Linked DNA regions of Homo sapiens: region 2 is linked to region 1. A link is a contact called in ENCODE Hi-C data. All regions are on one chromosome and are shown on one strand. Each heading gives the region's core, a stretch centred on a gene start or an enhancer-like site at or near the end of the contact. The rest is flanking DNA. Distances are from core to core; before and after follow the strand shown. Region 1 overlaps ADTRP (androgen dependent TFPI regulating protein). Region 2 has its middle 76 kb from the start of ADTRP.

Evidence for each region. A loop is a pair of places that touch in the nucleus more often than their neighbours do. Pooled maps may share reads with other maps.
Region 2: a loop to region 1 is called in a map with no recorded cell type, with 3 times the contacts of the local background. The contact joins two enhancer-like sites. A Hi-C loop is called at or near these places in 1 of 168 maps with a recorded cell type or tissue (PC-3), 3 of 37 single-sample maps with no recorded cell type and 5 of 50 pooled maps.

Annotation. Positions count from the first base shown.
Region 1 is chr6:11,712,429-11,716,274 of GRCh38, reverse strand. It overlaps ADTRP (androgen dependent TFPI regulating protein), which reads left to right. Exons shown (of 6, transcript NM_032744.4): 6 at 1,763-2,752. The coding sequence ends at 1,797. Among named protein-coding and RNA genes, the nearest start is that of ADTRP, 64 kb to the left of the region's middle. RefSeq lists an enhancer at 1,750-1,899. Within about 2 kb of position 1,819, at least 4 of the 41 ENCODE cell types and tissues checked have a DNase peak (open chromatin) inside an H3K27ac peak, as active enhancers do.
Region 2 is chr6:11,852,836-11,856,681 of GRCh38, reverse strand. No RefSeq gene overlaps it. Among named protein-coding and RNA genes, the nearest start is that of ADTRP, 76 kb to the right of the region's middle. RefSeq lists enhancers at 1,714-1,783, 1,864-1,943. Within about 2 kb of position 1,706, at least 3 of the 41 ENCODE cell types and tissues checked have a DNase peak (open chromatin) inside an H3K27ac peak, as active enhancers do.

The DNA of each region.
Region 1 (3,846 bases), core at 570-3,069:
TGGAAGGACTGAGGTTATTATTACAGTTAGGCTTGAGGGCTTGGGGATTGGTAAACAACATGGATAAAAGAAAGTTTTAGGAATCCTCAGAGTGACTGCGGGGTAGAAATTTGAGAAGTTTATATTGACCAAGTTTATATTGTCCCTCTTGTATGTGAGCTGGTTATTTAATTGAAAAAGAATTCATTAAAGGCCCAGAGTATACTCTACAGAAAAAGGAGGTACTGTGCTTGTACTTATAGACCTAATGTAGAGAAGCCCTAACTAGGGAGGAGAGAATTCACATCAAAAATGGAAAATAAGGCCAAGGGTGGTGGCTCTTGCCTGTAATCCTAGCACTTTGGGAGGCTGAGATGGGAGGATCCCTTGTGGTGAGGCCAGGAGTTCAAGATCATCCTGAGCAACATAGTGAGACCCTGTATCTAATAAAAAAGCAAAAAAAAAAAAAAAAAAAAAAAAAAAAAAAAAGCTGGGCATGGTGGTGTGCACCTCTAGTGCCAACTAGTCAGGAGACTGAGGTTGGAGGACTTCAGCCCAGGAGCTCAAGGCCGCAGTGAGCTGAGATTGTGCCACCGTATTCCAGCCTGGGCAAAGACCTTGTCTCAAAAAAAAAAAAAAAAAAAAAAGGGAAAAACAGAAGAGAAAGAAGTAGACACACCAATGAAAACAACGTGAAATCCATAAAGCTTGATAAACAATAAGCCTCGGCTGAAGTGACTGGGGTAGTCTAGATTGATGAGGAGCAGACGAAGAAGACAGAGTTTTGATCTTGAAAATTTTGCATGAGATGAATACAAGGATAGCCATGAGGACTGCATGATCAAGAGGTGGCCATCCTAGGAAATCAGTGTAATTAAGGGGCCACAAACAGGACTTCAAGTCACCAGTCATGATAGCCTCTAAGAAGTGGAGTTCCAGCAGAATGGAATGAGTATAAGATATCTAGTGTTTACTGTTAAGGATAGAATTGATGAAGGTGGCAGGGTTTGAAGGGTGAATCATGGAATTAGGAGCATGGATTTGCTGCAGGAATACCAAGCCAGAACTACCAGGGCTGTAAGTTCTGGAATGGAGGAGAAGTTTTTAAAGTAGCATTGACAGTATTTGGCAACAAGCACAAAGGATAATGAGCTAATGAAATTTCACAAATTGCAGAGCTTACACAAAGATTTATGATCATTAAATATGGAGTACCAACTTGTTGGCTGAATAGAAGTCATTCTACAAATCTAATGCTATAATTTCAGTAGAATAATGCCCCTCTAATGAGCTTACTCAAACCTAATCCATATGCCAGTACTTTTCCACCAGGCTGATGAATTCATTTGCTAAGAGGTCACAGAATGACCCCAATTAGTTGAACATCCACCCTTCTATTTCCTCTCTAATTTGATGTGGTCTCTTCATCTCCATCTGCAAAGTCTCAAAGTTTGCTGATGGATTGTGTGTAGCCTGCAGACACTCACTCAGAGTCACAGCAATATGCTTCCTCTTAGCTATGCAGAGTACCTGAAGGCAAACAGCATCGTGGGTGCCTGGCTAACTGTGAACCCAGCACTGAGGGAGGACGGCAGAGTTGTTCTCTGCCCCTGTCATCGTGGCAGCTGTTTTTTCATAACTCCTTAAACTGCATCTTGTCACCTTGGGAAAAGTGTGTTCAACTTTCCACTGCCCCAAGTCAGAGTGAATCTCTACCCACAACAAAAATACCCATTAGGGAAAGCCTGAAGCCTGAGGTCTGTCTCTGTTCTTGTTTGTACAGGTGACATGAGGCAGCCACGGAAGAAGAGGAAGTAATTGCACACCATTTTCCAAGAACCAAGAAAGAAGAAAACACAAGAGATTTTTCTCATCTTTTTTTTTTTTTTCTGGTGGAGGGAGGTGGTGGAGGAACATAGCAAAGTAGGAGGGACAGAGAGTGATACTTAAATTTAATAAGAGGTTCGTGAAGGTAGCTTAACTTGAGAACTCTTGGTTTTTTGAAAGGTTGACTGCACATGCCAAAAACAACTCCTGCTATCTCAGAATTAATTATCTTTGACCTTCGTGGAGGATGGTCTCTGGTTAAAATCTGGCCAAAGAAACTCACATAAACTTGGTGTTAGAGAACATCTAGAGAGAGAGAGAGGAACTTAGAGTCATTTAAACTCTTCAGTTTACAGAGAAGGATGCTGAGGACCTAGATGAGAAGTTACCTGCAAAAGGCAAAAGGGTTACTTAGTGTCAGAACCAAGGCAATGACTTCTCTCTCCCAGATCTCCTAGCTACTGGTCCTGGGCCATTTTTTTTTTTTTAAATAATCCCAACTTTCTTTAAAAGACAAGCATTTCAGTAAGCTAGTTATTTTCATGGGTTGCTCATCCATTTTTTTCAGTGATCTAAAAATGTAGGGAGATGGCTACTACTGAAGTTGTCTGTCTACTTGGGATAATAGCAAATTAATTGAAGACAATGGGAAAGTAAGTTATAAAAAATACTGGGAAATCTGTTTCTCTTCTGAGCAAGCATTCAGGGCAGGTATAAACATCAAACATAGTGACATTGTCAAAACCTCTTCCATTTGAACATTGATTAATTCATCAAATAAATGGTATAGTAATAAATTTTGCTTGCAGAAGAATCTGGATGGGAAGTGATAGAATTATAAGGGCTGTTGAGATTGCTTTGCTACAAAGCACTTTTCTGAATTAGTGTGTGGTTTAACAAAGCTGATTTCCAGATGCTTAACAAGGATTCATGATCCCTGCTGTGATTTTCCTAGTGTTATTTTCCTGGCCTTTATTTGTGGGCACATTTTTTAAAGAACACAAATGGCAAATGGCTATTGGTGGGTAGACATATTTGAGTCTACTAGTATGTCACTAGGCTCATATGGGTTGGGGTGTGGACACTGAAGGAAATTGGACTTGGACTTCCCAACCTAACATTATGTAGGAGAAATCTGGTAAAAATGAGCAAGAGTGGTCTTGAAGGGTTACAGAAGAGGACAGAATATCTCAGGTGGGAAGGCAGCCTAAGGGAAGACCAGGGCAGGCACCAAGAAACCTGCTTAATTCCCACTTCTTTTTCTACTGTTCTGTTAATATGGGCCTCAAGTCTTTTCCAGTTGGAGCTGGGAATACCACCTCTTTCCCCACATCTACTGCTGCCTCTTCACTGCTCCAAGCACCTGGTCTCAGCAGGAGCTCAGAAACAGTTGCCACAGTGGAAATTCCCCAAACGTGAAGCCCTCGGGGGATCACCCAAATGTTCCACACCCCAGAGGTGACTCGGGCTGCGTAACTCTCAGTCACAGTAAGCTCTTGGTGGGGATGAGCCTGCAAATTTCTATTTGTGGCTTTACTGGCCCTAGGACCAAATTAAACCTTGATTGCAGCATGCCTGGCCATTGTGCAATATCTCTTCCAACACTAGAAATGTCTCGGAACAATTTCCCATTGAGCACATGCCTAAGCACACAAGGGCATGCTCGGTGCTGCAGTAGCTTAAGAAAAGATACACAACAAAACAATAACACACTGATTAAACATTTGCTAAAAGGTATATGGTATTTGCAGATTGCATAGCACTATGTTAGGCCCTTAATAGAAAATGACAACTATAGCAACCACATGATGATACCAGCAATATTTGTGTAGTGTCAAGTAATTCATCACCACTCCCACTTATTCTAGCCCACGGAAACTTCGTAAGTAGGAGATGAGTTACGTTCTCATTTTACAAATGAGCAAACTGAGTTTCTGAGGGTGGTGTGCTGGGAAAGGTTTAACAACCAGCTCTCTGGGGAAAAGATGTCAGGCTCTGATTGATAATGTGTGCTCATTTCCATGGTGTAAACACTCTCCC
Region 2 (3,846 bases), core at 457-2,956, 140 kb before region 1:
TTTATCTTATCAAATTGCATGTTGAATACTTCCAGGGAAATGCAAGAGTAAGAGTTATAAAGGACATCTGTATCAAGCCCTGTAGTTCTCTACTGTGTGATTATCTATTTCAGACAGTATCTGTTGACTTCTACTAGGAAAAATTAAGACTTTTGCTGAAATACACTATCTTCTTTCTCTATCCCTCTATCCCTCCCTGTTTCCCAGTTTTGGTTAGTCATATTATCATTTATTGCTAACATTTATGACATTTAAATTCAACTAGCCACCTGTAACTGCCTTCCATGTTTTGTCCTTAGATATTTACTCTGAAGGAGTATTGGACTATTATAATTATAGAAACATTATTCATAAAGGAATCCATAAAAGAGTAATATGATCCTGTGCCACAAACTTTTGCTGCTCCAAGGAGAATATCCAATTAGTATCTATTTAATTCTTTTTAACTTTGTTTGCAGCTTCCTCACCTCTTCTTGGTCACACTTCATTGCACATTCTCTTATGTCTCATGTTCTTTTGAAAATTGCTTTATTTTGGTAGTAAGAAAGCCCCCGGGGAGTACTTTCATATGGGATATAGGAGTGATGTACTTTTTGAGTTACTGCATATCAGGAGGTGTTTTAATTTGACCGTGTACTTTATGATTGTTTGGCTGGGTATAGAATGCAAGGACCAAATTCGTTTTTCTTCAAAACTTTGAAGCTTTGCCACCCTATCTACTAGTGTCTTCTGTTGCTAACAGAATGTCTGACACCAGTTTGATTTGCATCCCTTGGCATGTGGCCAATATTCTTCCCTCTCTTAGCAAGTTTTTAGGCTTTTCTGTTTATTCTGCGGAATTCCAAGATTTCATTAACTTGAATCCAGGGGTGAGTTTTTCATCCACCTGCTTAATCCTTAGTAGATATTTTCAGTATTAAGACTTCTAACATTTTCAACTCACAAGAACTCTATAAAATATGATTATTATCTCCAATTTACAAATAAGTTTCAGAGAGATAAAAACAAGTGCCCCAGGTCACTGCCTGGTCTTTCCACTGAATTATGTTTGGAGTAAGGAAATATACCTGAAGGCCATGATTAAGACTATACTTGGTGCAAAATAAAAGCACTTTGATTTTACTTTAGAAAGCTGGATAGTTGCTACCTTGAAATTTTGATGTTCATAACACTAATGATTAATAATAAATTGATAAATGTATATCTGCAAGTTCTACCTATTGTAAAAACCTGAAGAAACACTTGAATAGTTACATCCATATGAGGACTCTCCCTGACTACACTTCAAGCAAAACACTTATTTTATGGTTCCCAAAGGTGAGATGGATGTAGAAACAGTGAAAATAGGATCTGTTGGAGTAGGGCAGTAGTAGCATTTGGGGTTCATCCCCTAATCAAACCCTCCCTGTTGATGGAGGAAAAAGGTAGGCTGACACCACACACACACACACACACACACACACACACACACACACACTATATATATATATATATTGTTTTCAATAAATCATAGTTGATTCTTTTAACGAATTAGAAGAATAAACAGAGAGAGGCAACACTATGTGCTCTCAATATGTCACAGATCACGGAGAACTCATGAGTCATTGTGCTTTTAAGCCAGGGAGTTCCCCGAGGTCATGCTGCAAATCAGTGGTAAATACTGAGTATTTCTTTTTAAGATATCAAATTCTTTTCCCATCATATCAGCTGAGAATAGATTTCTTTGCCTCTTTTCTCTATAGGCAGCCAGGAAATTTGCCATGACTAACAAGGATAGCACCAAATTCTCTTTAACATATTGAGCTATTTAAGCCATAAGTAAAATGACCTAGAATCTCTCACTTCCAACTTGGTGGTCAGTTCCCTGACTAGACATGCACAGAAACGGGGGATGTGTATTCTCAGGCCAACAGGGTTATAATTGCAAAGGCCACTGGTGGTTGCTCTGGGTATATTATGGGCGACATTCTCTATTGGATGGAACAAACTGTAGTGTTGTCATGTATAACCAAGATAGACGCTCTATACCAGTGTCTTTCAGCCTTGGCATTATTGAGATTTGGGGCTGGATAATTCTTTGCTGTGGGGCCTGTCCTGTGCATGGTAGGTTTTGAGCACTCCTGGCTTCTGTCCACTCGATGCTAGTTGTGACAACCACAAATATCTCCAGTCATTGCCCAATGTCCCCTGGGAAGCAAAGTCACCTCTGGTTGGGAACTACTGATCAATGCAAATTCAATAAAAATTTTTTTTTTGTAAATAACTCTGGAAAATACACAACGAGTTTTTAAAAACACATTCTACTTTTCACATCAGAGTCTCTGAAGATTATGTGCTAAAATATAAACATTCCAGGCTCTGGAAAGAGGCAAGGAATCTTTATATAAACACAGTGAACCCTTGGGACCATCAGATAGCAATAATGAAATACACACAATAAGATTCTGTGTGTCGCATGAAAAATAGTTCTCTGAGCAGATTATTAATCTCAGCCTTGTGTTACTTATAGTCACACACAACAATTAATCTCTCTGTGAATGCCTTTAAGCTTTGCAATGTTTAAACATCATCTATATCTATATATATATTCTTATTTGAAAATAGAACAACTATGTGTAAAGATGTTTCAGTCCCCAGGATGCTGTGGTTGGCACTTCCCTAAATTCTATTTTTGCTGAGAGGAGCAGCTGCCTTAAAAAAGAGACATTGAACCTTGGAATATGTTAAACCACTTTTTGCTGCACAGTTTTGCTTGGATAAATTTGCTTAATGGGCATAGCTTGTGCCCTGAAGATAATATTGTGCCAAGTGTTTGGAAGGCAAATGAAGGAATTACTCAGAAATTACTAGGGGGCTGAAATGGAACAACTTCCAGAAACTCATTTGAATTTTTTGACTGTTGCCTAATATTGACATTTCTGACTTCTGTTGATTGTATTGACAACGGAATGTTGCCTAAGTTGCCCATAAAAGACATTTTCTAGCACTAACCCAATCTGTTGTTCCAGGGTGGGGGGTGGGAGGGAAGCTAGCAGGGTGTTGAGGTGGGGAGGGGAAACAAAGTGTAAAAGGTTTCTAGTGAAAGAAGGGGAATCTTTAAGTGAAAATGGCTTATTTATAAGTTCAAAGTGTTTTCCATGCTAAGATTTTTGGAGTGTTAGATCCGTAGACATATATACATAAATGTCTATATATATATATCTATATAAACACACACCTATATATACATCCATATATATATATATATATATATAGACACAGAAATATATATAACTATATTTGATCTCTAACAATATCTAGTCCTGAGAAACAACCATCACAGAGCCCTACGGAAGATGAATCCTGTTTGACTTGTGGGATGATGAGGTTGTAAATAAAATCGTTCTGTTTTTTAGTGTTTTAGTAACACCTCTGTAAGGCCATTTGCTAAATCAGCCGGTCCATTAATTAATTAGCCAGCCAGTTGGCCTCAAAGGATCTGGAGGTCTGCAGTAGGATAAGGCTCCAAGCTTCCTGGAGGAACACGTGTCCAAAAGCTTGAATTGGAAAAAAAATCCACCAACCCAAAAATCCTGACTCCAAGTCTCTTTGCTGGCCAGCACTTCTGAATATTTATAAGACTCTGATTTAGAGGAGGAATAAACAAGGAATACATATACTCCCCAAGAGAGTGGAGAAGACATGGACAGCTCCTTTGTAATAGCAGGACAAAGAAGATGTGAATCAAAGTCATGAAGAAAGCCGGCATAGCTTGAAAGAAGGAAGCTCCTGCCAGAAGTTCAAGGCTTTGATAAAACCCTGAGACGCCATTTTTAGGCCTCTGCCTGGTCTAACCTGTTAGAAAGG